Linked DNA regions of Homo sapiens: region 1 is linked to region 2. Evidence: read pairs that join two places in POLR2A ChIA-PET (ENCODE). Cell type or tissue: PC-9. All regions are shown on one strand. Each heading gives the region's core, and the rest is flanking DNA. Links, peaks and the distances in the headings are about the cores only.

Region 1 (17,326 bases), core at 4,116-12,115, 710 kb after region 2:
TCCTGCCTCAGCCTCCCGAGTAGCTGGGATTACAGGCACACGCCACCACACCTGGCTAATTTTGTATTTTTAGTAGAGCCAGGGTTTCACTATATTGGCCAGGCTAGTCTCGAACTCCTGACCTCAGGTGATCCACCCACCTTGGCCTCCTAAAGTGCTAAGATTACAGGCGTGAGCCACTGCACCCAGCCTTGTATACTCTTTTGTCCTCATTTCAGTGAAGAGAATTAATGTAAGAGAAAAATGGGGCAACGAGAGAGAGATTACTGAAAACACTTATTGTGAGGAATGAAGACCTGACTCTCAATTCCACTATGAGCACGTTACAGGCAGCTCTGGACACACTGAGGCTAACAGTCGATAGTTGACTAGGCTGTAACACTTACACTTACAGGTTTTGCTCTCCTCTTTGTTAAGGCAGGCAGGCAATAATGGGTTGATGTGTTGCAACTTCTGGGCTAAGATCACATGAATTCTCGGCACTAATGAAGCAGGAGGACTGTGTACTCTCTGCTCCTCTGCTGTGTCTGTGCACTCCATCGGATCCAGCAGTGCAGAGGCATCCCTGTGGAGAGGTGATAAAGTTTCAATTTAGAGAGACATCAATTGCACAGATGCAAAAATAATGTGCATCTTGGAAAACAAAATTAGAGTTAAAGCCAAGAATATTTCCACCTGTACATCTCCTTAAAGAACAGAAAGTGGCCTCTCATTCTAAAGTGTTACATCACACAGACTTCAGGCTTGTTAAGACATATCATGAAATAATGCATTTATTCAATTTTTCAAGAACGGTATTTTTATTTTTATTTTTTTTTTGGATGGAGTCTCACTGTGTTGCCCAGGCTGGAGTGCAGTGATGCGATCTTGGCTCATTGCAACCTCTGCCTCCTGGGTTCAAGCGATTCTCATGCCTCAGCCTCCTGAGTAGCTGAGATTACAGGTGCACACCACCATGCCTGGCTAATTTTTGTATTTTTAGTAGAGACAGGGTTTCACTATGTTGGCCAGGCTGGTCTCGAACTCCTGACCTCAAGTGATCTGCCTGCCTTGGCCTCTCAAAGTGCTGGGATTACAGGCGTGAGCCACCATGCCTGGCCAGAAACAATAATATTTGTTATTCAGCACTTCAATAAATGGAATGTAGGATGTCACTCATAAGGCTATTTCAAAACACAGGTACTCCTTGAACTATTGGCCGGGACATCGAATACTTGACAGCAGATCTCAAAAACTGGGGTCTTTTTCTCAAAAGCCATCTGGTATCTATTATTCAGCGTGTGGAGAATCCATTCATCTCTTATCTTGCTAATTGTTTTTCCTAAATTTAATTCTTACATGATCCCTCGAAGACTGAGTAGACAAGCAATGAAAGTATGAATTTTTCAGACTTGCTAAATAAATCTGCAGATGATAGATTTGTGAGACGACCAAAACAAATAGCTAATCTTTTAGATCTTGACTTTATAGAATCTATAGACACTGAAGTAATAAATTCATACTCCTGTATTTTTTAATACAAGCATAATAACCTTTTCCATAGTACGTACCATGTGACAGACAACGTTCAATGCCTTACACGTACAAATTCACCAAAACCTCACATCTACCCTTATTTACAATGAGGAAACCAAGCCCAAGGTGACATAGCTAGTAAGTGGCCAAGTCAGGACTCCAACCCAGGCTGCCTGCCTGTCTGTGCTCTTAACCTCTGTGATGGTTAATACTTTGTCAATCTGACTGGATTGAAGGATGAAAATTATTGTTCCTGGATGTGTCTGTGAGGGTGTTGCCAAAGGAGATTAACATTTGAGTCAGCGGGCTGGGAGAGGCAGACCCACCCTCAGTCTGGGTGGGCAGCATCTAATCAGCTGCCAGCATAAAGGCAGGCATGTAAAGAGCAGACTGGCTGAGTCTTCCGCCTCCACCTTTCTCTCATGCTGGATGCTTCCTGCCCTCAAACATCAGACTCCAAGTTCTTCAGCTTTTGGACTCTTGGACCTACACCAGTGGTTCACCAGGAGCTCTTAGGCCTTCAGCCACGGACTGAAGCCTACACTGGTGGCTTCCCTACTTTTGAGATTTTGGGACTCAGGCTGGCTTCCTTGCTCCCCAGCCTATTGTGGGATTTTACCTTGTGATCATGTGAGTCATTCTCCTAATAAACTCCCCTTCATATATTCATCTATCCTATCAGTTCTGACCCTTTAGAGACCCCTAATACAACCTCTAAACTAAACTACATCAATAGTGAAGTAACTAAAGCAGGAAAGTCATCACAATCAGAAATTGCCAAGATGAACAATCTCATATACTATTATTAAGGGACGGTTAAGCTTATTTAAAGTTGTTTAAAATTTTTGTTTTGTACCATTTTTTTTTAACTGTGAAAAATGTTAAGTTCATCCTACACAGAAACTAAGATGATTAATGTCCGGTATTCAACAAGAGGACTCTGGTGTAGATGAGGGACATCAGCCCTTGCTTTTGGCAATCTCAAAACAAAACAAAAATGAATGAGGAAGGTCTAGATTTCCAAGATATGTTGTTAATAAAAAAAATTAAAAAGTGTAAGAGTATATATACCATGTTACCTTTTATAGAAGAAAAAGGTAGAAATAAAATGTATACGTATCTTCATATTTTTGTAAAAAAATAAATACAGGAAGGATAAACCAGAAACTGTGGTTCCCTAAGGAGGCTGGGTGGGAACAGACAGCAGGAATGGGGATAGCCGAGAATGACACCTCTGAGAATCTTTCTAAGTAAAATAAATAATGAAATCACACTGAAGGGGAAGAAAAGTTACCTGAGTAAGTGGAACATAGCTCTGACTACACAGCTGCATTCTAAAATAAAAATGAACTGGAAATGTATTGAACTCTAATTACTAGGTTTCTGTTTTGTAGTGGTATGGGTTACCAATTCTGAAATTCCCTTCTGTATATGGTAGAAATGGGGAAACAACAGATTGTGAATAATGGGAATCAAATTTGTTAGAAAAAGAAGTCATAAATATAGAAAGGAGAACAACTAGAACATGTGACTCCTGCTGTGCTGAACTGGAATCAGAAATATGAACCCATGGTTTTTCACAGACATTAGAAATACACAAAACATGCATGTGAGTGTGTATGTGTGCATTTAAATGTGGGTGCGTATATATGTATCCATATGCTGCATGTATCCTAGCTCTGTCTACTTTAAGGGCCTAGATGCAAATCTAATCCAGTACCAACGAGCACATCTAGGACTCAGATCTTCAAAGCATACGATGAAGCTGCAACAGCTTAATATGCCAGAAAATAAATGTTAAAAAATGATAACATCATCTCAAAAAAAGGACCCGGCACCTGCTTAAAGTGGCTCCCACTAGCCAAATCTGGGAAAATTTGGGTCTCGAAATAAAATAATGATATTAACATTGAATAAAATCAGAATCTATTAGTCTATACTAAATATAAGTAAATACATTACTTGAATAAACAAATGGAAGAGGTATCTTTTATAGTAGAATGCCAATAAATAAATGTACTGCGTTAGAAAATTGCCAACAAAGTAATAACTGATTCAAGCAAGAATCATCAATGAATGCTAAAATAAATTGGTGAAAGTTTAATGAGAAACTGGATATTTATGTCCCCAAGTACCTTCCTCCAAGTTACTTGTCAATTACAAAGTGAGAAATGTAACTTTACAGAAGAGACATCTGGAAGTCACCACCTTAACCAACTAATGAAAATTAACCTCACCAGTAAAGGGACAAACTGACATCGCATGCCTCCTGCTGTAACATACTGAGGATACATCAATTCTGTAATATTCCTGCCAAAAATGCAAAACATTGAGTCTAACCATGAGGAAACAAGTAACTGGTAACTGGCTTACACTCTTCAAAAGCATCAAGGCTGTCTGCTCTCTACCACGTGAGAAGACAGCCATCTGTAAACCAGGAAGCGGGCCCTCACTAGAAACCAGATCTGCTGGGAACTTGATTTTGGACTTCCCAGCCTCCAGAACTACTGGAAGACATATATTTCTGTTGTTTAAGGAAAAAAAAAAAGTGGCAAGACCATGAAAGACAAAGGCTGAGGACTGTTTCAGATTGAACTCTAGTTATTTAGGTTTATGTTTTGTAAAGGTATGAGTTAACAATTCTGAAATTCCCTTCTCTATGTTGTAAAAATGTGCAAATGATAAGATTGTGAAAAATGGGAATCAAGTTTAAGAGAGTTACACTAATACAGAAAGGAGAACAAGCAGAACGACACCTGTGGTGCTGAACTGGAATCAGAAATACAGTATGAACTCAGTAGAAATAGAGAATGAGCGAGCTTCTGAACCCTGGACTGGGGGATGCAGAAGGGAGACGTGTAAGAAAGAACATGATTAAGACAATTAGTGAAATTAAGTATAGATTGTGGATTAGTGTATTGTATATTTGTGGCAAATTTCCTAGTTTTGATACCTGTACTCTAATTATATATGAGAAAGTCAGTACTCTTAGGAAATGTTGACAAGCAGTTAGGGGTAAAAGGGCTTGATTTCTGCAACATACTTTCAAGTGTTTCAGAAAAATGTGTGCATAGAGAGCACAAATGAATGACAAAACACATGGGGTGCAAGTGTTTACAACTGGTACATCTGGGAGAAAGGGAAAAGGGAGTTCTTTAAAACCATCCTGTAACTCTCCTGAAAACTTGAAATTATATAAAAATAAAGGAGACCAAAAAAAGAGCACACAGACTCACCTTTCATCATTATTCAGTATACTCAGCACAGGATCCACAGACAGTATGCCATATAGCTCAAGAATGTCATTTACTTTGAAACAATCCCAATCTTCATAAACCTAACAAGAGACCACATGAAATCACACTGTTAGAACAGACACAAAGCTTAAGATATTAGTCTTGAAGTACCAATATCTTGGAATTTTAGATCAGGAAACAGACCTTAAAGCAAGTCCTTTATTTTATAAATTTTTATAAATTGAGACCAAGAGTCATTCTGCTAGTTAGCAAATAAGTGAAAAACCAAAACACAGGATGCCTAACTTCCAGACTAATGTCTGTTTTCAATATACCACAGTACTACAAAAAAAAAAGGCTTTTCCTAAAATTAAAAAAAGCCTTTTCCCAAAGGCTGACAGTTAAAACTAGAACTGTGCACTATCTCAAAACCTATTAAACCACACCAAGAAAAGGAAAAAACAAAAACAAGATGATTAACTTTGCATTTATTCATAAACTGCAACATCGGATTAACACAAAACTTGGAATGGCCAGAAGATTTTTCACAATTTAAAAAAAAAAAAAAACCTTTCAAAATTGTCTGTCATGATGGACTTAGTAATAGTCAAGGCCATTTACTGATTAGACCTGGTAGAAGCAAGGCAGGGGAAAAAATGGTAATTTTGGTCCCTGTGCCATATGACTTAAGTGTCATTTCAGTTAAAACCACTGAGAATCTGGGTGCAGTGGCTCACCCCTGGAATCCCAGAACTTTGGGAGGCTGAGGTGGGTGGGTCACTTGAGGTCAGGAGTTCGAGACCAGCCTGGCCAACATAGTGAAACCCCATCTCTACAAAAAATATAAAGAACGAGCTGGGTGTGGTGGTGCATGCCTGTAATCTCAGCTACTCAGGAGGCTGAGGCACGAGAATTGCCTGAACCCAGGAGGTAGAAGTTGCAGTGAGCCGAGATCGTGCCACTGCACACCAGCCTGGACAAGAGAGTGAGACTGCCTCAAAAAAACAAACAAAAAAACCCCCCAAAAACAAAAAAACCCAAAATGCACAAAGAATAAGGATAGAAATCCTTAACAATCATTTCTGAACCTTCTATCACTTGCTCATTTATCAGGATCAAAACACTAGAATAAGTAAGATGGAAGAACAAACTATTAAAAGTTTTCTTCCTTCTGTTTTATTTTAAATATAAGTGAAAAATAGGTTTTGCTGAGAGAAGGAAGAAGACAAAAATGAAGAAGATATTATGTTAGAAATGATACAGGAAGGGAACAGACATAATTTAAAAGTTGTTCTGCTTCTGCATTTGAGATGTTCTTCGATTCTTTTAACTTGTTAGCTTACATGCAAAAGGAATGTGCAGGTGTGATTAAATTAATAACCTTGAAATGGGGGGGATTATCCTCGATTAACTGGCTGGGCCCCATGTAATCACACGGATTCTTAAAATTGGGGAAACTTTCTTGGTTGTGGTCAGATGAGATGTCAACATGAAAAAAATGGTCAGACAAATGCAATGTTGCTGGCTATGAATATGGAAGAAGGAGCCACAAGGCCAAGGAAATTCTCCCTTAGGGGCTCCGAGAAAGGAATGTAGCCCTGCTGGCACCTCGAGTTTACCCCAGTGAGACCATGTTGGATTTCTGACCTAAAGCCTGTAAGATGATAAACTTTTGCTGCTTTAGGCTATTAAATTTGCAGTGATTTGCTATAGCTAGCCCAGCACAAGGGAACAAATGCAAATGCTCAGACACTAAGCTACTTTCTGAGACACATAACATTTCAGTGTTGGATCTACGAAAGGTTTTATTACCTTCACAAGGCATGCAGGGCCCTTCTCTCCTGGCAATGGAAAATTCAAATCAAAAGGAGAAGACAAGTTCAGAGAGTTCAGCTGTTGCCCAGTAGAAGCTTCAGTTTCTAAACGTTTTGGCTCTCCACACCATTGAAGACCACCAACACTCCCTAAATTCAAAGGATAGCATTGCACTTAGTCATTTCTAAGGCCTCCTGGAGAAAAAGAACATTCCATAAGTGCCTTTCAAGTTTGATATACGTGATGCTTCTGAGCTTGCAAAGTTCAAGTTGTTACAGTTTTTAAGGAAACAGCACATACTAACAAAGTCTTTTGTTTGATCTGTAAGAGGACAAAGATAAACATGAAGATCTAAAAATTTTACTTTTTTTTCCCTTACTGTAAGATATCAACAAATTCCTCCCATCAAATCTCATGTATAACCAGTTTCAAAAGTTGATTTGCAATATGGTTACTTTGACATCTTTGATTTAAGGAATACATGGTCTACCGACAGCAAAACTCCTTGGTAGAACATACTTTTTCTATTAATTAAGCAGAATAAAACCATACAGCAATAAATTAATTTACCAAATACTTATTAATATCCAGTATGTACCAGGAATCAAACCAGTTGTTGGGGATATACAGGTCATTAAAAGAATAACCCCAACTCCTGAAGTAGTTACACTTTAGGGCTGATAACATGAGAATCAAATTATAGCCTGCCATACCACGAAACACCACTCAGCAATAAAACGGACAAACTACTGATACATGCAACAATTGGGATGGATCTCAAGGGAATTGTGCTGAAGAAAAGACAATCCCCAAAGTTTATGTAATATACAATTCCATTCTTAAAATGACAAAATTATAAGAGATGGAGAAGAGACCAGTGGTTGCTAGGGTCTAGAGACTTCTGGGGACGGAGGAGGCAGGAGAGTGGTAGTTAGGAGCATAAAAGGGCAACATGAGAGATCTGGGTAATGAAATATTCCCGATTTTAACTGTGGTGGTGGTCACATGAATCTACCTATGCGATAAAACTGCAAAGAACAGGCCAGGTGCAGTGGCTCAAGCCTGTAATCCCAGCACTTTGGGAGGCTGAGGCAGGTGGATCACGAGGTCAGGAGATTGAGACCATCCTGGCTAACACGGTGAAACCCCGTCTCTACTAAAAATACAAAAAATTAGCCAGGCGTGGTGATGGGGGCCTGTAGTCCCAGCTACTCGGGAGGCTGAGGCAGGAGAATGGCGTGAACCCAGGAGGCGGAGCTTGCAGTGAGCAGAGATTGCACCACTGCACTCCAGTCTGGGTGACAGAGCAAGACTCCGTCTAAAAAAAAAAAAAAAAAGGAAAAAAAATGATTGTATCAATATCCACTTCCTGGTTATGACATTCTACTATAATTACGTAAGGTATTACCACTGGGGGAAGTAGAGGCTAAAAGGTATACAAGATCTGTTTTTTTTTTTTTTTTTTGAGACAGAGTCTCACCCTGTCACCCAGGCTGGAGCATGGTGGCGATCAGCGCTCACTGCAACCTTCGCCTCCCGGGTTCAAGCAATTCTCCTGCCTCAGTCTCCCAAGTAGCTGGGATTACAGGCGTGCACCACCATGCCCAGCTAATTTTTGTATTTTTAGTAGAGATGGGGTTTCACCATGTTTGCCAGACTGGAACTCCTGACCTCAAGTGATGTGCCTGCCTCGGCCTCCTGAAGGGCTGGGATTATAGGTGTGAGCCACCGCAACCAGCCTCTCTGTATTATTTCTTACAACTGCATGTAAGTCTATACTGTGTCAAAATAAAAAGTTTAAAAATATGTATAGCCTAAAACATTGACTAAACACCAACAAGTGTTACTTTATATAAATAAAGTACTCAAATGCATAAAAAGCCTGCATTAAGACATTCAAACAAGAATGGTAAGAAATAAAAAGTAGCATCAACTGCTTAAGTGATAAGAGAATTAACATATTTCCTGGACTTAAATACACACTCGAATATATTACAATATATAAGTTACTATGATATTTATTTGAGATGGAGTCTCTCTGTCACTCTGGCTGGAGTGCAATGGCATGATCTCAGCTCACTGCAACCTCCGCCCCTCTGGGTTCAAGTGATTCTACTGCCTTAGCCTCCCAAACAGCTGGGATTACAGGCGCCTGCCACCATGCCTGGCTAATTTTTGTATTTTTAGTAGAGATGGGGTTTCGCCATGCTGTCCAGGCTAGATGATAGACCATTAATTTTAATATATTCTGGGGATCGGTGGAGAAAAAGAATACTACGACATTTATATGTATTTATAGTAAAACATTCCAATTTTAAACACATTAAAATATATCTTAGCATTAAGAAAATCTGGAAATATCAATTTATAAAGTAGAGTAATATAAGGGTAAATAAAATTCATTAGTAAATCCCTGTTTACCACTGACTGTTAAATTTGCCTTGGCCAGGCACAGTGGCTCATGCCTGTAATCCCAGAACTTTGGGAGGCCGAGGCAAGTGGATCATCTGATGTCGGGAGCTCAAGACCAGCCTGACCAACATGGAGAAACCCCGTCTCTACTAAAAATACAAAATTAGCCAGGCGTGGTGGCGCATGCCTGTAATTCCAGCTACTCAGGAGGCTGAGGCAGGAGAATTGCTTGAACCCAAGAGGTGGAGCTTGCAGTGAGCCAAGATCGTGCCACTGCAATCCAGCCACTGCAACAAGAGCGAAACTCTGTCTCAAAAAAAAAAAAAAAAAAAAAAAAAAAAGCCTTCTCTACCCAATCTTGCAGATAGTAAATGACCAGACTGATTTGTTTTGCCTCCTTGTCCTTTAATTTTTCCTTCTGATTAAAGGTGCTGAAGGGAAGTGGATAGCACATACTCGAATATATTACAAACTCGAATATATTACAAATATAAAGACAAACTTATATACCCACCATAACAAAGAAATCCACTGCTTATAAAAGCTAAGACTGGTTGGGCGTGGTGGCTCGCGCCTGTTATGCCAATGGCTTTGGGAGGCTGATATAGAAGGATCACCTGAGCCCAGGAGTTTGAGACCAGCCTGGGCAACATAGTGAGATCCCATCTCTACACAAAATTTAAAAAGTTAGCTGCATGTGGTGGCATGCGCCTATAGCCTTAGCTACTAGGCAGGTTGAAGTGACAGGGGATCACTTGAGCCCAGGAGGTCAAGGCTACAATAAGCCATGATTATGCCACTGCACTCTAGCCTGGGTGATGGGAGTGAAACCCTGTCTCAAAACACAAACAAACAAGAAAATTAAAAAGAAAATGAGAAAGCATGTTTTCAGATAAAAATAACTCATTTTTAGGGTAAAGTACCAGGCTTCTGTATTAAAAATAAATATGAAGATAGAAAAGACCTTTCCAGATAGTCACTTGAGACTCCAAACACATACATCAGAGCAGCCACTTGTCACAAAGTGATGCCTAATTGCTCATTTGCGAAGCACAGTCTCATCAGAGTACTGTAAAAACTCTCAACATGTCTGTAACTCTGATAAATTGCCAGCTCCTAAATATAGAGCTATATTATGTAACAATTCACTCTGAAAACCAATCTACTGTAAGAGAGCAAAGTCTAGAGAAAACCTGTTGGCACACACTACCTGCTTGTCTGGCACCTGCATGTTGGTCTTTCTGCTTATTGGGCTGTAGGTCCATATCGTCATCATCTTCATAACTCCTCTTGTGGCGACTAGGAGTGTAGGATGTTGAGGGACTGACTCGAGCTTGGTTTGCATTAACATAGGCGTTAAACGAAAAGTTAAGAAAAGACTATCATAAACTGAGGAATATCCTAAAGTTTTGCTAATTATATGACTTATAAAAAATTACTAGTTTGGCAATTCAGTTAAAATAGAATGCATTTTCATAAAAGGAGGCTAGACTTCCAGTTCTGGTCATGAGAATAACAGGTATCAACCTTATGCTGCTATCCTTGCTGTAAACAACAATGTAACTGGACAAAATATGTGAAGCAACTGTTTTCAGTCACTGGACAACAGGGAGCATAAGGTTATGATCCTTGAATGAGGAGAAACACAGCAGGTAAACTCCAAATTCTCCCAGCTCTCTCCTGGAGACGTTCTCCAAACTGCAACAAAGAGCAGTAGAGGCCCTCTCTTACTGGGTGGAGAAGACAGAGCACATGGTTCAGGGCTAGTGAAGCAACTGGAATTTGCAGAGAAGTACTAGAAAGGAAGTAGTTACGGATAAAAGACCCTGAAGGTTCCATTTGGATCTCTGACAAAACACTAAATTGTGGATATACAAGTCAAGACTCCCTGAGGACTAGCAGAGAACAGCTGCTAGTTGGCAGAGAGTTAAATGGAGACTCTGGAAGTAGTATAATACTATAATGGACCCTACTAGTCATCCTAGGCATTTGGGTAAGACCCAGAAATAGCAGACCTCATGAATAAGGATGATCTACTGTTCAACAAGGGCTGTTCTACACCACCCCTAACAAATCCCAGGTGGATGCAGTGGCTAACATCTGTAAATCCAACACTTTGGGAGGCTCAGGTGGGAGGACCACTCAGCCCAGGAAGTTGAGAGTAGCCTGGGCAACACAGTGAGAACTCATCTCTTTTTTCCTTTTCTTTTTTTTTTTTTTTGAGACAGTCTCGTTCTGTTGCCTAGGTTGGAGTGCAGTGGTACAATTTCAGCTCACTGCAGCCTCAGCCTTCTGGGTTCAGGTGATCCTCCCGTCTCAAGCCATGGGAGTAGCTGGAACCACAGGTGCCCACCACCAAGCCCGGCTAGTTTTTGTATTTTTTGTAGAGACAGAGTATTGCCATGTTGGCCAGGTTGGTCTCAAACTCCTGGCCTCAAGTGATCCTCCTGCCTCTGCCTCCCAAAGTGCTGGGATTATAGGCATGAGCCACTGTGCCTGGTCTGTTTTTTTAAAATAAATTATTAAAATAAAAAATAAAAATTCTATATCCAATGAAAATGTTCTTCAAAAATTAAGGTGAGGCCGGGTGTGGTGACTCACATCTGGAATCCTAGTGCTTTGGGAGGCTGAGGCGGGTAGATCACTTGAGCTCAGGAGTTCGAGACCAGCCTGGGCAACAAAGGGAGAGACCCTGTCTCAAAAATAAATAAATAAATAAATAAATAAATAAATAAATAAAACAAAATGAAGGTGGAATAAAAGACATTTTCAATTGAACAGAAACTGACAGAATTCGTCACCAACAGATCTGTATTTAAAAAAAAAATAATTGCTGGCCGGGCATAGTGGCTTATGCCTGTAATCCCAGCACTTTGGGAGGCTAAGGTGGGTGGATCACCTGAGGTCAGGAGATTAAGACCATCCTGGCCAACATGGTGAAACCCCGTCTCGACTAAAAACACAAAAAAACTGGCGTGGTGGCACACACCTGTAGTCCCAGCTACTCTGGAGGCTGAGGCAGGAGAATCACTTGAACCCGGGAAGCGGAGGTTGCAGTGAGCCGAAATTGCACCACTGCACTCCAGCCTGGTGACAGAGCAGGACTCTGCCTCAAAAAAAAAAAAAAAAAAAATAAAATAAAATCATAATCATAATAATATCGCTAAAGGAAATGATGCCAAATATAAAAAAAGATGAATTCTTCTTGCTTCTTAATTTATATAAAAGACAAACGACTGTTAAAAACAAAAATAGTATGTTGTGAGCTGTATAATCTAAGGATGAGTGAAATCTATGACAAAAATAGCACGAAGAATGAGACTACACAGAAGCAGATTGTTGCAAGGGCGAAGGATCAAAGAAGAAATCACAAGGGAAATTAGAAAATATTTTGAATTAAATGACAGTAAAAACCTAACAAATGAAAACTTGTGGGATGCAACCAAAGCAGTGACTGGGGAGAAATTTATAGCTTTAGTTGCTAACATTAGAAAATAAGAAAAATTTGAAATCAATAATCTGAGCATCTACTTTAAAAAGCTAGAAAAAGGGCCAGGCGCGGTGGCTCACGCCTGTAATCCCGGCACTTTGGGAGGTTGAGGCAGGTGGATCACGAGGTCAGGAGTTCAAGACCAGCCTGGCCAACATGGTAAAACCCCGTCTCTATCAAAAATACAAAACAATTAGCCGGGCATGGTGGCAGGCACCTGCAATCCCAGCTACTTGGGAGGCTGAGGCAGAGAACTGCTTGAACCTGGCAGGCTGAGGTTGCAGTGAGCCGAGATTGTGCCACTGCACTCCAGCTTGGGTGACAGAGCCAGCAAGACCCCGTCTAAAAAAAAAAGGCTAGAAAAAGACCAATTAAAACCAAACCAAAAAGAACAAAATAAAGCAGAAATGGATGAAGCAGAAAACAGAAAATTGAAGTGAAAAATAGACTAACATTATTGGGAATGAAAGAGATCAATGCTAGATATCCCACAGACATTAAAAAGAAAATACTCTGACAAGTTTTATGTCAATAAATTCAACAACTGGGTTTAAATGACTTCAAAACAGTCCTTGAAAGATACAATTTATCACAACTGACTCAAAATATCTGTTAAAAAACTGAATTAGTCACTCCTGTAATCCCAGCACTTTGAGAGGCCGAGGCAGGCAGATCACGAAGTCAAGAGATCGAGACCATCCTGGCCAGCATGGTGAAACCCCGTCTCTACTAAAAATACAAAAACTGGCGGGCATGGTGGCGTGTGCCTGTAGTCCCAGCTACTCGGGAGGCTGAGGCAGGAGAATCACTTGAACCCAGGAGATGGAGGTTGCAGTGAGCCAAGATCACGCTACTGCACTTCAGACTAGCAGCAGAGCAAGACTCCATCTCAAGAAAACAAAAACAAACAAACAAAAAACAAACAAAAAGAACTGAATTGGTAGTTTAAAATGTTCTCACAAAGAAAATGCCCAGCTTAAAACCGTAAATAACCTAAATGCTCAATTGGAGACTGTATAAACAAATAATACTTAGCAAAAGAAAACAAGAAAGAAATGAAGAACTACTGATACACACATGACTCAAATGCATGATGTTAAACACAAGATGTCAGACACAAAGACTATATATTATATGAGTCCATTTAGATGTCATTCAACAGACAAGACCAAGCCATAGTCAAGAATTCAGGATTGTGCTTGCAGGGGAGGAGGTAGTGACTAGAAAAAGGCAGAAAGGAATTTTTAGGCACAAGTTCTTTACTTTGGGGTATAAATTATATAGGTGTATGTGTTTATCCAAATCACTGTGCATTACCTTAAAATCTGTGCATTTCAGTGTAGGTGGGCCATGCCTTAAAAAATTACTATCGTAAATAAAAAGGAAATGTTTCTACAATCCCCTCTCAAAAGAGCCAACACGTTGTCTTCCCTTAATTAGAATGAATTCCAATTTGAAACTATTTTTTTACTTTAATTATCATATTTTTTCAGTACCTTTAAATGTGCCTTAGGCGGAGCATGCACTCTGGTAGGCTGAGGTGAGAGGATCACTTGAGCCCAGGAGTTCAAGACCAGCTTGGGCAACAAAGTGAACCCTGTTCCTACAAGAAATCAAAAAATTCGCCAGGGATGGTGGCACACGCTTGTGGTCCCAGCTACTTGGGAGGCTGAGGCAAGAGGACTGCTTGAGCCCAGGAGGTTGAAGCAGCAATGAGCCATGTTTGTGCCACTGCACTCCAGCCTGGGTGACAGTGAGTCCCTATCTCAAAAAAAAAAAAAAAAAAAAAAAATTACTTCAATCATTTTAACAGTATTTCACTATAGGAATGTACTGTTATTTTAGCATTACTCAGTGACAAATACTTAGCCCGTTTTATGGGTTTTCTCAATTAGAACAAATGAAACACACTTTATTAAAATAAAGCCAAGCTTTGCAAAGGAAGAATAATTAAAGGCTAAGTTTTTAGAAACCATCAACACAGTAAGAAAGTTCAGATAAAGGATATTTCTTTTACCCACGTAGATTCCCCAGGCACCGGAACACAATAGAAAGTCTGTCTTTCCAAAGTGGTATTTCGTGGAGAGTTTAAATCAAGTTCTTGTTGAGGCTGTGATATACATAAAAAGTGTTTTTAAAAATTTACTTTAAAAAACCCAAAATTTATTTTAAAATTAGCAACCACATTTTCACATTATAACACCACAGCAAATATTTTACAGATTAATTAACAAGTAACTAATTCCAAACTATTACTTTTTAAAAGAAAATGGATATAAAATCACTTCAAATACTGTCATCAAACACTTCCTCCCTCAAATCCAGAAAAATGGGACCTCTGGAGTGACTTATAATCTGGGTCTAGTTCTCTGCTTTGTGGATCTAGAACCTTACTTTTATGATGTTATCTAGGCCTTTTTATATTCTTAGAGTCTAACTCTTGGCTTATCCAAACCTTAGGAAACTGATTTATCAAACCCCAATATCAGTCCGTTAATTCACAACAGAAGTTGTTGCTCATTAAATATTCTAGTTCAGTAGGCAGATCTGGACAGAAAAATTGCCCTAATTTGGAAGGTTACTGCAAAGATTATATTAAACAAAAATGTAACTTCTGACAATTATTTAGAGTAATGAACTCATTTGAAAGATAGATTTGTGTAACCTTACACATGATGAACTTCAGGTCTGTTTTTCTTTTAGAGTGTTTCCATAAAATAAACACTGTGCCAAGCCTAATGGATCAACTGTATTAATGATTACAGTATCCCTTGTTTAAGGAGTCCTAACACATTAGGCTAATATATTACATTACTGTATACCATAAAAAGCTGTGTATTAATGTAACTCGGTAATCCCAGCATCTGGAAATGGGTCAATAAAATAGATGAGGCTGTCCATGTGTGACACTACCAAAGGCTAACAGAGAGTTGGTACACATGTTGCTCAAGAGTCATAAATAAAAGACTCATTCTAGGAGAAAGGTACCTTAGGCCTAGAAAGAAAGGCAAACAAAAAAATCCTTGCTTGTATGTATTAGGCTCAAATTTGATGTCTCCTGGGTCCTTTCCACTTCTTAGAGTTTTCTAAGTATATCTGAAAGAGAACATGCCTTTCCTAGGGAATAATATATGACTTTTGAATCTCATCTCCGAGCTACCTAGGAATGAATATTTCATTAAATTTCTGTATTATAGGCTGATTCTGACAGCTTTCTATGAAAGAAACAGTGAGATTACCATTGGCTTTGTCTTTGAAGGAATTAAAAAGGATTTAATTTTGCAACCTAGGGTTCTTTGTTTTACATATATTATATACAGATATTGGAGAGAGGAATTAATTTTGGCATTAACAGTATTTCCCCTTCAAAAGATCTTTAGAGGATTAAAAAAAAGTCACATCAAACTCCTAAATAAAACCAAATAAGGAAAACATTTCACATGATTTCTTGTAACTTATACACAAGATAAATAAATTTAAGATTAGCTAAACAAATTCTCTGTTTAGGAAAAAATTCTTACTAAAAATGTTTCATATATATTAAAGATACATACCCCACACTCTGCTACATCTCTATATTTTCCAAAATGAAGAACCTATGACCCCAAACATAGAAAAACAGAATTATATCAATATATCTGAACCAAAACTACCACCAACAGTAAAAGGACAAAATTAATACCACAAATTCATGAAAACAGCAATACTTACATGTGCTTTTGTGTTTTGGTTAACCGTTTCATAAACTCCCATGTAAAACTCAGGGTCAAACATATCCTGAATCATGCAACGAAATTTCACAAAACTATTAGGTTTCAAATAATGAAGGGGAACTTCGTTCAGTGATGGTACCTTAAAGGAAAATAATCAAGTCAGTCAACTAAATATCCTGTCTATACAACATTAAGCATATATACACAAACTTTATATCCAGACTCAAACTGTTACACACACACACACACACACACACACACACCCATGCCACATCAGAGAGCCAAATGATCTCAATGGTCAATATAATTGCTGGAACCCAAGTTCTCTTCCATTTCTTTCAAGTTTTAGATAACATTTGACCACAATGTAAAAGAATGCTAAAAAATGCTTTTCATTCAGAACACTTTTCAATGATCAAAAAGGCATTTACTTTGTTGAGCTCTTCTCTTAAAACTAGCACATGCCAATTCTTTTAAAATGAAGGTAATAAAACAAAGGTAACTGACACTCTTGCAACTAAAGATTTGTCTCAGGAAGTAACAGTCAGTTACTGCCACCTAGAGGCATAATGTATAAGTATTTACATGCTTAAACTTAATTAGCAAAAGACCAAAATCTTTTAATACAAATGTACTTGAAGCAGAAGTACATTAATTTACATATTTTTAAATTACATGTGGGTTACTTAGTTACTCTACTAAGAGAAACTGTATAGTCTGTCCAACCCTCTCCCTCGAAAATAGCAATAAGCTTACCCACTTAGGAGCATTATTTTCCTTCAGCTTTTCCTTAAAATACTCAATTACTTTCTTCTCCCAGTCAGGATTAACTCCATTTTGGGCTGAAAGAGAAATATACTTTTCAAAGCTAATGTACATGCAATATATAATAAAAGACTATGATCAGGTGAGTCACACAATAGTTTAGTCAGCAAAAAACAAACTAAAATTAGCTACTATGATAGAATGAATTTTTAGATAGGGTGTATTTTATGCTTCAGTGTGTCTGAAGTACTGCACAAGACACATTCAAGAAGCTGTACTGAGCAGGGGAAGGGGCAGTTACAAATCAGGAGGATGCTGACCTCCTGCAGGCTCTCTAGCACCCACAGTGTAGCTGGGGACACCTACAGAATGTGCTACAA
Region 2 (15,370 bases), core at 8-8,007:
TCTTACCTGGAAACATGTTTGCAAAAAACATTATTGGGTCTTTCATCTTTTTCTTGGTATTACATATTTGTTCAATAAAAATTAAACACCCTCCCTTTTTTTTGAGTGAGGGCAGGGAGTACCTGAAATAAGACAATGTTTACTAAGGCAAATAATTGAAAATTAAATCTGCACTTTATGGAAATGAGGAATATTAACATCTTTTTTCTCATTTTTTTGTATTACTATATTAGCTAATGATCAAAGTTGTTAAAATTATAAATTTATGATGCAGAAATAAAATTGATATATTTTGATATTCAACTACTTTTAGGTGGGTGACGAATTGTCCCCTCTTTCTCTAATACTGCTCATTCCAAAGAAAATGGGGAAAAAATACCTTTTTTCAACTGTGAGGGCGCTAGGGAATTATTAAAAGACCTGTCTGAAAGTTCAAGACGGCCAAGGGCGCGGTGGCTCATGCCTGTAATGCCAGCACTTTGGGAGGCCGAGGTGGGCGGATCACCTGAGATCAGGAGTTTGAGACTAGCCTGGCCAACGTGGTAAAACCCCATCTCTACTAAAAGTACAAAAATTAGCTGGGTGTGGTGGCACATGCCCGTAATCCCAGCTACTTGCTATTTGGGAGGCTGAGGCAGGAGAATTGCTCGAACCAGGGAGGCGGAGGTTGCAGTGAGCCGAGACTGCACCATTGCACTCCAGCCTGGACAAAAGAGCGAGACTTGGTTTCAAAAAAAAAAAAAAAAAAAAGTTCAAGCCGTCCCCCACACACCCTTTCCTCCCGCCCTAGCCCTCCTCCACTCGCCTTCCTGGAGCTGCCTCTGTAACTTCAGTCTCCTGTCCTTGGAAGATGCCTTCACATTTCTGTCATCTGTTAGCGGTTAAACCTCCACCTGCAGCTGTTGCCCATCTTGTTCTCTAACTTTAATTTTGGTTAGTGTCAGCCTATGGTCAAACTGAGCCATTTACTGATTTTGTCCTTTTAGGCTGTTATGAAACTTTCCTCACCAAATTTGGAAATGAACCATCATACTGGCCTTGGGGAAACAAAACCACAGATAAATTCTTTGGTAATGTGGGGTAGGGTGTGTTGGAAGCATTAGTCCAGTACTCAAATGTTGAGGTACCTACTCTGTGCCATGCCTGTGTTGTATTTTGAACTACCCTGATGGGCAGCAGCTCCCGCTCTCGCGGTGCTGCGCACAGTCCGCTTGGGGAATAGGGTCAGCAAACAGGCTGCTGTAGTGTGGCTAGTGCTAGGCGTGATGTGTGAAACAGAGTGGTATTGGAGCACATAGATGGGGACCCAGTTCAGTGCTGTCAATCCTGGAAGGCCTCCCAGAGGGAGTGATCAATGTCAAAGTCAGGCCTGAAGCATTAAGTAGACATCTACTCAGACCAGAGGAAACAGCTGTGTGAAGGCCCTGAGAAGAGACCACAGCCCATGTGAGGACCTGGAGGGTCTACAGGGAGGGGAGGGAGTGGCAGGATACGAGTATGGGAAAGGCTTGCTGTGGTGAGGAAGGTGGGCTTGATCTTGACGCACTGGGAAGCCATTTAAGGCTTTTCAGGCCCGGTGCGGTGCTCAGGCCTGTAATCCCAGCACTTAAAGAGGCCAAGGTGGGTGGATCGCGGGGACAGGAGATGACAGCCTGGCCAACATGGTGAAACCCCATCTCTACTTAAAAAAAGCAAAACAAAAATTAGCTGGACGTGGTGGCTGGTACATGCCTGTAGTCCCAGCTACTCAGGAGGCTGAGGCACAAGAATCACTTGAACCCAGGAGGTGGAGGTTGCAGTGAGCCAAGATCGCGCCACTGCACTCTACACTCCAGCCTGGGTGACAGAGTGAGACTCCGTCTCAAAAGAAAAAAAAACAGTTGTTCAGCAGGTGTGGTTTAGAAGAGCAGGCTGGAACGTGGACCGGAGGGAGTAGGCAGGAGATGGGCCAGGCAGTGCCAGCAGGGGATGCTGTTGGACTGCGCTGGGTGGTAGCAGTGGGCATATGTGGGTTCCAGACTCCATGTACTGGGCCCTGTCTACTGCATAGGCTGGTAAGGTGGGGAGAGGGCGCCTCCAGTGATCCTGTCTGGTGCACCTGGGGAGGTGGTGGTGTCAATTCCTGAGACTGGGAGGGAGAGCTGATCTCAGGTTCGGATGGGTTGAGTTTGAGGTGTCTGGGACATCCAAATGGCAAAGTACAGCCAAGTAAGCAGCTCAGTGACCAGCCTGAGTGCCCAGCAGTGTGGCAGTGCCACATTCAGGTGGGTCACGGATGAGAGAAATCTTAGCAGAACGGGAGGTGGGGTGGAGACAGTGAGGGCGGACAACTCTTTTAAAGTGTCTGGCTACAGCCAGGCGTGGTGACAGGCGCCTGTAGTCCCAGCCACTCAGGAGGCTGAGGCAGGTGGGTCCTCATTGAGCCCAGGAGTTCAAGGCTGCAGTGAGCTGATTGTGCCAGTGCACTCCAACCTGGGTGACAGCAAGATCCTGTCTCTAATGAGGCAGGTGACAAGCAGTTTATTTCTTTTTGAGACACAGTCGTTCTATTGCCTAGGCTGGAGTGCAATGGCATGACGTCAGCTCACTGCAACCTCCGCCACCAGGGTTCAAGTGATTCTCCTGCCTCAGCCTCCTGAGTGGCTTGGACTACAGGTGCGCAACACCACGCCTGGCTGATTTTTATATTTTTAGTAGACACGGGGTTTTACCATGTTGGCCAGGCTGGTCTCGAACTCCTGACCTCAGGTGATCCACTGACCTCAGGCGATCCACTGACCTCAGGCGATCCACTGGCCTCAGCCTCCCAAAGTGCTGGGATTACAGGCGTGAGCCACCGCGCCTGGCCGACAAGTAGTTTACATACTTCTGGGAAGGACCTGGCAGACAGAGGCTACAGAGCACAGCCCTGAGGAAGCAGAGAGAGGCCCAGAGCCTGGAGGACGCTGGCATTACACGGAGGAAGGATGGGTGTGGGTGCGGGTGTGGGGGGCTCCACTGCTGACCTGTTTCCTGGCGGAGGAGGCAGGGTCCTTTGCCAGAGAGGAGAAAGGAGGCACTGGGCGGAGGGCGGCAAAGGTTTTAAGTAGCTGTCTAGAATGGAGGACACTGAGTAAGGAAACAAGATTGCTTTTGGGGTTGGAGGGCGTAAACAGCGCCCCAGGGGTACGTGTTCCGCTTGAGACGGCCTATCCATTTAACACCTGTGTCCTGGGCACGGTGGACTCTGTGTTCTTTCTTCAAATCCTCAACTTGAGACAGGTTTATTAGTTAATTAGTGATTTCACAGTATCCTTTCGCAGGCCGATCCCCACTCCAACCGTTCCCTCAGCAACCCCAGGGGTGTCAGACGGGGCACCCTCCCACTGTCTTCTCCAGCCAGCCTTAAAAACCCCAGAGACGCCAGCCTGGGAACGATCTCAGTATGGAATCTGAAGTCGCCTTGTCAGCACAGACACCTCTGGGGTCCCCAGAAGACCTGTGGCAAAGTTCTCTAAACCGAACCTGGAGAGGGGAAGGTTTTCAAGCAGGAACCACATAAATTCACCTAAAACTCACGCCTACACCCCTCTGTGATAAAAGATTTCTGTTTCTTCTGTTGGAGACTGAATTTTCTCTTCAAGACTACAGTACTGTATCTGAAAAATAGTTAAATTCATAATGTTTCTATTAATAGTTTTTCTTGCCTTAGAAGCCAAGTTAAAAAAATCATTTTCTGAAAGCAACCATTTCACAGTCCATCTTTTTCAATAATGTCTAATCTATAGCAGAAAATGTAACCTATTTTTTTTTTTAATCACCCAAGCAGTAAAGAAACTTCTTAAACTTTTTTTTTTTTTTTTTTTTTGAGACAGAGTCTTGCTCTGTTGCGCAGGCTGGAGTGCAGTGGCACCATCTCAGGTCACTGCAACCTCCACCCTCCAAGTTCAAGTCATTCTCATGCCTCAGCCACCCGAGTAGCTGGGATTGGGATTACAGGCGCGCACCACCATCCTTGGCCCATTATTGTTATTTACTTATCTCTACATTTGTTTATAATTGAAAGTTTCCATTAAAAAGTTTTAAGATGGCTGGGCACAATGGCTCATGCCTGTAATCCCAACACTTAGGGAGGCTGAGGCAGGTAGATCACTTGAGGCCAGGAGTTCAAGACTAGCCCGGCTAACATGGTACAAAAAATACAAAAATTAGCTGGGTGTGGTGGCACACACCTGTAATCCCAGCTACTCCAGTGGCTGAGGCACGAGAATCACTTGAACCTGGGAGGTGGAGGTTACAGTGAGCCGAGATCAGGAGGATTGCTTGAGGTGGGGAGTTTGCAATCAGCCTGGGCAATATAGTGGGACCCTATCTCTACAAAAAATAAAAAATTAGCCAGGTGTGGTAGTACGTTCCTGTAGTCCCAGCTACTTGGGGGGCTGAGGTCAGAGGATCACTTGAGCCTGGGAGTCAAGGCTGCAGTAAGCCATGATCATACCACTGCCCTCCAGCCTGGGCAACAGAGTGAGAAACCCTGTCTCAAACACACAAACAAACAAAAAACAAATGTAGAAGGAATGTAATGAACTCACATGTGCTCACTCAGGAATCACTATTAACAATTTGCAGATCTCATTTCATCAAGCACCTCCCACACCCAGCAGTAGGATTTTTTTCCTTGAGTATTTTAAGGCAATTCTCATGTCATGTCACCTACAAGTTCCAAATGATAAAGACCTTATCATTATTGATATAGTACTTGATATAGTAATGACAGTAGTTACAAAACTACTATGTCATTGTCACACCTAACAAAATTAGTAATAACTCCTTATCTCATCTAAGCACCTCCATGCCCTCCTTGAGCCAACAGGATATTTTGTGTCTTTTTTTTTTTTTTTTTTAAATGAGATGGAGTCTCACTCTGTCACCCAGGCTGGAGTGCAGTGGCGCGACCTCGGCTCACTGCAAGCTCCGCCTCTGGGGTTCACGCCATTCTCCTGCCTCAACCTCCCGAGTAGCTGGGACTACAGGCACCCGCCACCACGTCCAGCTAATGTTTTGAATTTTTTTTTTTTTTTTTTTTTTTGATATGGAGTCTTGCTCTGTCGCCCAGACTGGAGTGCAGTGGCGCGATCTCGGCTCACCGCAAGCTCTGCCTCCAGGGTTCACACCATTCTCCTGCCTCAGCCTCTCGAGTAGCTGGGATTACAGGCGCCTGCCACCATGCCTGGCTAATTTTTTTGTATTTTTAGTAGAGACGGGGTTTCACTGTGTTAGCCAGGATGGTCTCAATCTCCTGACCTCGTGATCCGCCCGCCTCGGCCTCCCAAAGTGCTGGGATTACAGGCATGAGCCACCACGCCCGGCCCCAACAGGATATTTCCAAAGTCCAGCAAGCAAGTCTTGGCATCTGAGGTCACGCGTGAGACTGACTCCCTTTCCTGCCTCCACTCTGGCCTCTGGGAGTTCTGCCCCTTCCAACCTTGCATGACTTACCTGCTGCCCTGCTCCTTGGCCTGGCTGTGCAGGCCCTGCCACCTGGCCCCCAGCATCCTGCCTGTTCCTTGCAGCCTCACGTGCCCATTCAGCCCTTCCCATCCTCCACTGGGGATGAACTCTTCCCTCTCCCTCCTGGGCTCAAGTGATCCTCTCACCACAGCCTTCTGAGTAGCTGGGACTGCAGGTGTGTGCCGCTTCACCCTACTAATTTTTTTTTTTTCGAGACAGGGTCTCACTCTGTGACCCCATTGTAGCCTTGACCTCCCATGCTCAGGTGATCTTCCTACCTCAGCTGCCTGAGTAGCTAGGACTACAGGCACATACCACCATGCCTGGCTAATTATTATTTTTTCTTTTTAAACAATTTTTTTCAGAAGAGAGATGAGGTTCAGACTGGTCTCGAACCCTGAGCTCAAGTGATCCTCCCACCTCGGCCTCCCAAAGTGCTGGGATTACAGGCATGACCCACTGTGCCCAGCCAAATTTTTATTTTTAGCAGAGACGAGGTCTTGCTATGTTGTCCTGGCTGGTCTTGAACGCCGGGGCTCAAGTGATCCTCCCACTTGGGCTTCCCAGAGTGCTGGGATTACAGGCATGAGCCACAGCACCCGACCTAATTTTTAGAACATTTTATGTAGAGACGAGGTCTCACTACATTCCCCAGGCTGGTCTGGAACTCCTGGCCTCAAGCAATCTTCCCACGTTGGTCTCCCAAAGTGTTGGAATTACAGACATGAGCCACCGTGCCTGGCCTGAAATTTTATTCTGAGATGCTGCCTCGCTCCCCAACCCCTCGCCCATAGCATAGTAATAGGCATAACTATCTAAAATAATCTGAAACTTCTACGTTGTGCTGGCAAAGTTGCTTGAATGAATGATCCTACAACCTAAACCTATAAAACGTGGGTTCTGAACAAGATCATTCCATAAATATAAATGCTTTTGAGGACATATATATTTATAGTGACAGAAATGAACATTTGAAATGTTTAGCCAAGAAACTGCTAGTATCAGCCGGGCGTGGTGGCTCACGCCTGTAATACCAGCACTTTGGGAGGCCGAGGCGGGCGGATCACGAGGTCAGGAGATCGAGACCATCCTGGCTAACATGGTGAAACCCCATTTCTACTAAAAAATACAAAAAATTAGCTGGGTGTGGTGGCGGGCGCCTGTAGTCCCAGCTACTCAGGAGGCTGAGGCAGGAGAATGGCATGAACCCGAGAGGTGGAGCTTGCAGTGAGCCGAGATTGCGCCACTGCACTCCAGCCTGGGTGACAGAACGAGACTCCGTCTCAAAAAAAAAAAATTGCTAATATCTGCTAGCATCAGTAATGTCTTTGACATCTGCTAGCAATTTATGGCAGAGCTTTGGAAATTAAAAAAATTGGCTTTCTGACTTAAAAAAAAAAAAATGTCCTTGCTACCTACTAAGCAACAACCCTTTGCAGAGATGCCATTATCTTCAGCTCTCTTTAACAGATAAGAAAACTAAGCAAGTTGACCAAGGTCATGGAGAAGCTGGAATCTGAGTCCAAGCAGCCTGACTCATCATAAATTATATTATAAATTATCTATAGAACTGGGCTGTCCAATAGCCACTAAGCACACAAGAGTACCTAATTTAAAATTTAACTTAATTTACAATTCAGTTCCCTAGTCACACCAGCCTCTCCTGAAGTGCTCAGTAGCACACGTAGCTCATGGCTACCATAATTGGACAGCACCAATCTATTATAGAACATTTCCATCACTGCAGAAAGTTCCACTGGAGAGGGCGTAGTTATAGAACATTTTGGAGTATTTAAAATTTCTCTAAGTAATTTTAAAAGATTTCTTTTTATGCCCCAGAAAAAAAGGCTTATGAAATATTGTTAAGAAAAACAGAACCCAAAACTGCACCAAGAGATTTGAGGGATAGAATTAAATATAAATATCATTACAATTAACCCTTGAATAATGCAGGTTTGAACAATGCAGGTCCACTTATATACTGTTTCCCCCTCAGTCACCCCTGAGACAGCAAGACCAATCCCTCTTCCTCCTCCGCAGCCTACTCAATATGAAGATGACGAGGATGAAGACTTTGATCCTCACTGAAACTGATGACTCACCTTCACTTAATAAACAGTAAATATATTTTTTCTTATGATTTTTTTTTTTTTTTTTTTTGAGACAGAGTCTCACTCTGTCACCCAGGCTGGAGTACAATGTCATGATCTTGGCTCATTGCAACCTCTACCTCCCCAGGTTCAAGCGATTCTCCTGCCTCAGCCTCCCGAGTAGCTGAGATTACAGCTACCGTGGCTAATTTTTGTATTTTTAGTAGAGCTGGAGTTTTGCCACGTTGGCCAAGCTGCTCTTGAATTCCTGATCTCAAGTTATCTGCCCGCCTCAGCGTCCCAAAGTGCTGAGATTACAGGCATGAGCCACCGCGCCTGGCCTGATTTTCTTAATAACGTTCTATTTTCTCTAGTTTATTGTAGGAATACAGTATACAACACATATAAAATATAAAATATGTGTTACTTGACTTTTTATGGTATTGGTAAGCCTTCCGGTCAACAGTAAGCTATTAATGGTTAAGTTTTCAGGGAGTCAAAGGTTATACTTGGATTTTTGACTACTAACCCCCAGGTTGTTCAAAAGCCAATTGTATTTTGTTTTATTATTTTATTTTTTTGAAATAGGGTCTCACTCTCAGCCAGGCTGGAGTGCAGTGGTGCAATCATGGCTCACTGCAGCCTCAATCTCCTGGGCCCAGGTGATCCTCCCACCTCAGTCTCCTGCGCAGCTGGGACAACAGGTGTGCATCATCACACCCAGCTAATTTGTGTATTATTTTTTGTAGAGATGGGGTCTCACTATGTTGCCTAGGCAGGTCTTGAACTCCTGGGCTCAAGCAATCTTCCCACCTTGGCCTCCCAAAGTGCTGGGATTACAGGTGTGAGCCACTGCACCTGGTCTTATTTTATATTTTTATAAACTTTGCAGAGTTTTAAGAAGAATAACTTATTTTATTCTTCTAACTGCAAAATAAAAAACTTTGAGAGAAAAGAGGAATGGGGGCACTTACCTGTCCAATCTGTGGAAATATACTAAAAGAAAATGGCACCATCAGTCCCATTGCCAGGACAGTACAAGACAGTTTCAAAATCCACAATGACCCTGGGTTTTTCCTGAAATACTGGGTCCTGTAAGAGACAAGGCATGGCTCACAAGTGATGTTAAACTATCAGGGCTTATTTTCTGAACAGCTGAATCAGGGCGTGTGTGTGTGTGTGTGTGTGTGTGTGTGTGTGCACGTGTGTGTGTACCTGAACACCTGGATCAGGGCCTGTTCTTTTTTCTTTTTGTTGTACCTGAACAGCTAGATCAAGGCCTGTTTTTTTGTTGTTTTTGTTTGTTTGTTTTGTGTTTTTTTCTTTTGAGAGAATCTTCCTCTGTCGCCCAGGCTGGAGTGTAATGGTGCCATCTTGGTTCACTGCAATCTCCGCCTCCTGGGTTCAAGCAATTCTCCTGCCTCAGCCTCCCGAGTAGCTGGGATTATAGGCGCCCGCCACCACGCCTTGCTAATTTTTGTATTTTCAGTAGAGACGGGGTTCACCATGTTGGCCAGGATGGTCTAGAACTCCTGACCTCAGGTGATCTGCCCACCTTGGCCTCCCAAAGTGCTGGGATTACAGGCGTGAGCCACCGCACCATCCCATCCCTCCTTCTTGGAAATGTGCTCCATGTGTGGTCCTAGCAGGCGATTCCCAGCCTCGCCACACTGGTGGGGGGGATGTGCACCCCAGGCATGCGACCTAACTCAGGCCCACAGAATCCTTCCCCAGGAGTCTGCCCTGAGGGGAAGACATTCCTGCCTCCCCTGGGGTTTGCTGTGTTCCACCTCTGATCAGGAGGCTGTGAGGCTATGAGCTGGGAGTTACTAGCAAGTGGGTCCCGCATCAATATGAAGAAGCCAATCTGGCAGGAGAGAAGGACTCGACACCCACGAGAATGACAGGGAGGCGCGCCCAGCAGGGGAGCTTCTGTTCAAGCTGCCATGGACTGCAATCCTTGCCCGTTCCGGCCCTAAAGCCCCAACGTCTCCCCTCGGGTCTGAGCTCCTGCAGGTTAGGTTTCTCATACTGGTGGCCACAGGAACCCTGATGGATGCCCAGGTCCTCCGCCTCGTAGGCCATTTCTGGCTTCTTAAAAGGGATGGATCTGAATTCGGAGTCGCTGAAGCTCATTTAAAACATACTTGGAATGGGGGTTTAGAGAGGAGGGCTTGAGCAATATTCACAGCACATGAGAGCCAGGGGAACCTGCAAATCATCCAAGCCCCTCATTCTAGAGGTGAGGAAATGGCCGTGGAAGGTCCTTCGACACGCCAAGGACACGGGGTAACTGGAGGCAGAGCCTGGGCTGGATTCCCCATTCGGTGGAATCCGTACACCCGGATTTCCACGCCTGCCACAATCAATCCGCCTGTCTTAGCTGTGATGTGTGTTTATGGGAAGGTTACTGAGCCAACTTCTCCCCACCCTCCACCAGGGTCAGTATCTGACAGGTTTTATAAGGATTTGACTTTCAAATCCCTACCTGGGGATATGACCGTGTCTCTTACCTTTTAAAAAAGTAGGTGAAGACTTCAGGAATCAGAGCTGAGGTCCCAAACAGCACTATTCTGGATGCTAGCGTTTCTCTAACAGCCTAGCAAAAATGAAAAGAAAACAGCTTAGGTTGGGCACGGTGGCTCACGCCTGTAATCCCTGCACTTTGGGAGGCCGAGGCGGGTAGATCGCTTGAGGTCAGTAGTTTGAGACCAGCCTGGCCAACATGGTGAAACCCTGTCTCTACCAAAAAATACAAAAATTAGCCCGGTGTGGTGTTATGCACCTGTAGTACCAGCTACTTAGGAGACTGAGAAATGAGAATCACTTGAACCTGAGAGGCGGATTTTGCAGTGAGCCAAGATCACGCCACTGCACTCCAGATTGGGCGACGGAGTGAAACTCTGTCTCAAAAAAGAAACTTAGTACAGGAGCAAGACGATTTCCAGGGATCCCACAACTCCTGCGAGAGACAGGCAACAGTAACCCACCCTTCTCACTTAGAAAAAGAATGCCCGTGGAGAGAGGCGGAGGGGACGCCTTCCACGTAACTTTCCATGTACAGGTGTGTGGCGGTCGGCTGCACTTTGTGCCAGAAATAGCTGGCACCGTCTGCCAAACCACCCCAAATAAACTATCCACTAAGTACAAGCAAAGGTGGCTTCTAGACAGATCTTCACTGAGAACCAAATGGTTCCTCAGTGGAAATGCTGGATTTGCCACAGAGGTTTGCTCCGTATTTCCCATCCAAGCCAAGTCTCTGCCACTGGCCTCCTGTCCTGACCTGGCTCAGCAGTGACTCTCATACCTGCCATTGGGGAAGCCTCCAAATGCCCAGCTCTGAGGGCACGGGCACAGCATGAGACCCACACAAGGCTGCCTGTCCGTACCCACGTTTCACAGCGAATTAAAAGTGTTATACTATAAAATTGTGTTATGTACAGGTTATAACATTTTTGTAATCTTTTCTATAATGTACATTACTCTATACATTAAACATTTAAACATACAATTTACTGTATGGGTGAGTATGTACAAAACCATGTACCCTCAAGGGCACTTTAAGGGACTTGTAAGGGAAATTTTGACTATAAGACAGCTCACGTTAACTTTTTTACTACTTTCATTTATTTATTTATTTTTAGAGACAGGGTCTCACTCTGTCATCCAGGCTGGAGTACAGTAGCGTGATCACGGCTCACTGCAGTGTTGACCTCCCAGGCTCAAGTGATCCTCCTACCTTAGCCTCCCGAGTAGCCAGGATCACAGGTACACCCTACCAGGCCCGGCTAACTTTTCGATTTTTTGTAGAGATGTGATCTCACTATGTTGCCCAAGCTGGTCCCGACTTCCTGGCCTCACGCAATCCTCCTACCCCAGCCTCCTGAGTAGCTAACATGTTAACTTTAGAACCCACCCCTGGGTAAGACACACACACCACAAACAGCACATCGTGTACCCAAGAGGAGCAGGCACACCTGCGCCCGTCCTTCCCTGAACTCTGTTCCTTCCACTTCCAGCTTCCCATGATTGGCTTTGACCTACCTTCCCAGGCTCCTCCTACCACCCGGCCCCTGCTCTCTGCTTGCACCTCTGCCCTGCTGTGGGTGACAGTCACGCTTGCATGGTTCCCTCTGCAGGGAATGCCTTTCCCCCCCACAAAAGAGAGGAAGCCGAGGAGGGCTGTTTTTAAAATAAGGTCTTAAGGGCCGGGCACGGTGGCTCATGCTTATAATCCCAACACTTTGGGAGGCCAAGGTGGGCAGATCACCTGAGGTCAGGAGTTCAAGACCAGCCTGGCCAACATAGTGAAACCCTGTCTCTACTAAAAATACAAAAATTAGCCGGGCGTGGTGGTGGGCGCCTGTAATCCCAGCTACTCGGGAGACTGAGGCAGGAGAATCACTTGAACCTGGGAGGCAGAGGTTGCAGTGAGCCAAGATCACACCATTGCACTCCAGCCTAGGCAACAGAGCGAGACTCAGTCTCTAAAATAAAAGAAAATAAAATAAAAGTCTCAGGGATATAAAGTAAAATTGCTTGACTTCCGGAAGGGAAAAATGGCTGTTAGTGTGCTGTGTGTCCACATCAGTGGGGCGAGGCCCGCCTCTCTCCCTTAGTCCCATGTGTGGGGAGGACACTCCAAGTGAGACGCCGTCATTAGGAGGCGCTGTGTGCAAAGCAGTGGCTTATGGGGCCAGTCGGGGGAAACAACAGCCACGCGTCACCTGAAATTGGACCAACCGTGCCCTGTTACCATCAGATATTGCTGGTTACGCAGTTTCTGAAATTTTAGCCGAAGAAAATAACCTTCCAGGGACAGGGAAGTGATAGAAGAATGCTTATGCACAGTTGCAGACACTTTATTCTTCAGAGAAAAAAAAGACCTTTTTTTTTTTAAAGTAGACCAGTAAAGCTTTTCTTTGACCCTAACATGCCCCTCATGCCAAAAATGAAGTTTCTTCTGGTGAGATGGACTCCAGACAGCCAGTCAGGCCTGAGGCTACCTTTCCGCTGGAGGCTGGGGCTGCTGGGGAGACGGGGCTCTCACTGATCAGGGTGTGGGTCTCCAGAGCCTAGCACCAAGCCTGGCAGGCAGGAGGTGCTGGGAACAACTTGCTCATTGGATATTTGCTCTAAGCTGGGTGCAGTGCCTCACACCTCCCAGCGCTCTGGGAGGCCAAGGCAGGAGGATCACTTGATGCCAGGAGTTTGAGACCAGCCTGGGCAACATAGCGAGACCCCATCTCTACAAACTTTTTTTTTTTAACATTAGCCATGTATGGCGGTGCACACTACTCAGAAGGCTGAGGCAGGAGGGTCGCTTGAGCCCAGGAAGTTGAGGCTGCAGTGAGCCATGTTCGTACCATTGCCCTCCAGCTTTGGCAACAGAGGGAGACTCTGTCTCTATAAATAAATGAATAAATAAATAAACGAACTTAAAAAAATGTGCTCTCACTCTCCTCTCCAGCTTTATGAATAGGTCAGAGCAATACTAACACCTTAAGTTCACATGGAGTTGTGGAGAAATACAAACACACATATGCATAAAGATGTGCAAGTGAATGTCGGAGCAGCCTGATTCATAATAACCCAAGCCTGGACACAACCCAAACGTCCACCGCCGGCAGAATAGATAAGCAAAATGCGGCACATCCAGGAACGGAATACTACTCAGCAATGAAAAGTAACAAATGAGCAACATGTGGTACAAGACGGATGAATCTCAAACGTGAAAGAAGCAAGACACAAAAAACTACAGTGTGATTCACTTATGTATAATTTCTGGAAAAGGCAAAAACTAAGAAGACAGAAAAGCAAGTCAGTGGCCAGGCATGGGGGCTCACGCCTGTAATCCCAGCACTTTGGGAGGCCGAGGCGGGTGGGTCATGAGGTCAGGAGATCGAGACCATCCTGGCTAACATGGTGAAACCCCGTCTCTACTAAAAATACAAAAAATTAGTTGGGCGCAGTGGCGCATACCTATAGTCCCAGCTACTTGGGAGGCTGAGGCAGGAGAATCGCTTGAACCTGGGAGGCAGAGGTTGCAGTGAGCCAAGATCGCACCATTGCACTCCAGCCTGGGCGACAGAGTGAGACTCTGACTCAAAACAAACAAACAAAAAAAAAGAAGCAGATCAGTGCCTCCCTAGGGCTGGGGGTGGGGGTGGGGGTGGGCATTTGGGACATTTTTAGGATGATGAAAATGTTCTACAACTGGACTGTGGTGATGGTCACACAACTGTTTCATTTATTTATTATTATTATTTTTTGAGACAGAGTCTTTCTCTGTCACCCAGGCTGGAGTGCAGTGGCGCAATCTCAGCTCACTGCAACCTCTGCCTCCTGGGTTCAAGTGATTCTCCTGCCTCAACCTCCTGAGTAGCTGGGACTACAGGCATGAGCCACCATGCCCGGCTAATTTTGGTATTTTTAGTAGAGACAGGGTTTCACCATGTTGGCCAGGCTGGTCTCAAACTCCTGACCTCAGGTGATCTACCTGCCTCAGACCCCTCAGAGTGCTGGGATTACAGGCGTGAGCCACCGCGCCTGGCCTATGTTTTATTTTTTGAGACAAGGGTCTCTTTCTGTCACCTAGGCTGGAGTACAGTGGTGTGATAATAGCTCGCTGCAGCCTCAACCTCCTAGGCTCAGTTGATCCTCTCACCTCAGCCTCCTAAGCAGCTGGGACTACAGATGCACCCCGCCATGCCTAGCTAATTTTTTAAAAATTTTTTTGTAGAGATAGGGTTTTGCTATGCTGCCCAGGCTGGTCTCGCACTCATGGACTCAAGCGATCTACCTCCCAAAGTGTTGGGATTACAGGCATGAGTGAGCCACCATGCCTGGCTGCACAACTGTTTTAAACTGACTAAAATTCATCAAACTATCCTCTTACAAATGGGTAAATTTTACAGTATGTAAATTATACCTCAATAAAGCTGTTTGAAAAAATGTCTCTTTCGGGCGTTTTTTTTTTTCCCCAGGGGAAAGCGCAAATGCAGTCCCAGGTGGTTTTTGTTTGTTTGTTATTTTTGAGATGGGGTCTTGTTCTGTCGCCCAGGCTGGAGTGCAATGGCACGACTTCGGCTCACTGCAACCTCCACCTCTCAGGTTCAGGCAATTCTCCTGCCTCAGCCTCCCGAGTAGCTGGGATTACAGGCACCCGCCACCATGCCCAGCTAATTTTTGCCTTTTTAGTAGACACAGGGTTTCACCATGTTGGCCAGGCTGGTCTCGAACTCCTGACCGACTGCAAGTGATCCAACTTACGGGTGGTTTGTTAGGCCCAGAACCTTCATTTCAAACTAGTGACCTATTTTCTTACTGGCAGCAATTTCTCTGTTACTTATAATTATTTTATCTCTGTCATAATTCATTTAGGTAAGGAGCTATGCTACTAGATGGTCTAGTGGAAATACCATTAGCATGTATCTGATAGTTTATAATTCAGCTTTGTCAGTCAGTGATAGGATTTAAAGTAATATGTTTGGTGAGCTGAATAATGACGTATTTACCGATGGAATGAACAACCATCTTTTCTGAGCTTCCCTGCCACCAACATGCTGGTCAGTAGAAGGACATACCCTGGCTGGCTAAGGGAGTCCTCTGGATCCCACACTGCCAGAAGCCCGGTTAGTCCCTTCACTTCATATCAGGGCTGTTCCACTCTGCTTGATATGTCATTTGCAAACAACTAAAGTCTTCAGCTAAAGTCATTTCACAGGGACCAAAAAAGATCTCACCTGCTAAAAACATATTATTTTAAAAGTCCACACCCAAAATGAAAA

Evidence for each region. Peaks named below come from ENCODE experiments on the same cell type or tissue, not always from the same donor. Only the 100,000 strongest peaks of a DNase experiment are listed, where the experiment ranks them.
Region 1: POLR2A ChIA-PET joins it to region 2 with 13 read pairs; 3 of 35 experiments call an interaction of 5 or more read pairs at or near these places.

The regions. Positions count from the first base shown.
Region 1 is chr10:119,842,862-119,860,187 of GRCh38, forward strand. It overlaps MCMBP (minichromosome maintenance complex binding protein), which reads right to left. Exons shown (of 16, transcript NM_001256378.2): 2 at 16,938-17,023; 3 at 16,180-16,320; 4 at 16,023-16,064; 5 at 14,477-14,578; 6 at 10,189-10,333; 7 at 6,564-6,715; 8 at 4,752-4,852; 9 at 393-565. Among named protein-coding and RNA genes, the nearest start is that of MCMBP, 21 kb to the right of the region's middle. RefSeq lists enhancers at 7,636-8,135, 14,931-15,100. In PC-9, for the core only: no CTCF peak of the experiment used is centred there; a DNase peak (open chromatin) is centred at 7,950; H3K27ac peaks cover 412 bases.
Region 2 is chr10:119,137,682-119,153,051 of GRCh38, forward strand. It overlaps DENND10 (DENN domain containing 10), which reads left to right. Exons shown (of 9, transcript NM_207009.4): 9 at 1-303. It overlaps SFXN4 (sideroflexin 4), which reads right to left. Exons shown (of 14, transcript NM_213649.2): 12 at 10,094-10,179; 13 at 8,555-8,672; 14 at 3,086-3,638. The coding sequence ends at 3,561. Among named protein-coding and RNA genes, the nearest start is that of SFXN4, 20 kb to the right of the region's middle. RefSeq lists an enhancer at 4,766-5,267. In PC-9, for the core only: a CTCF peak has its summit at 1,948 (motif pointing right); no DNase peak of the experiment used is centred there.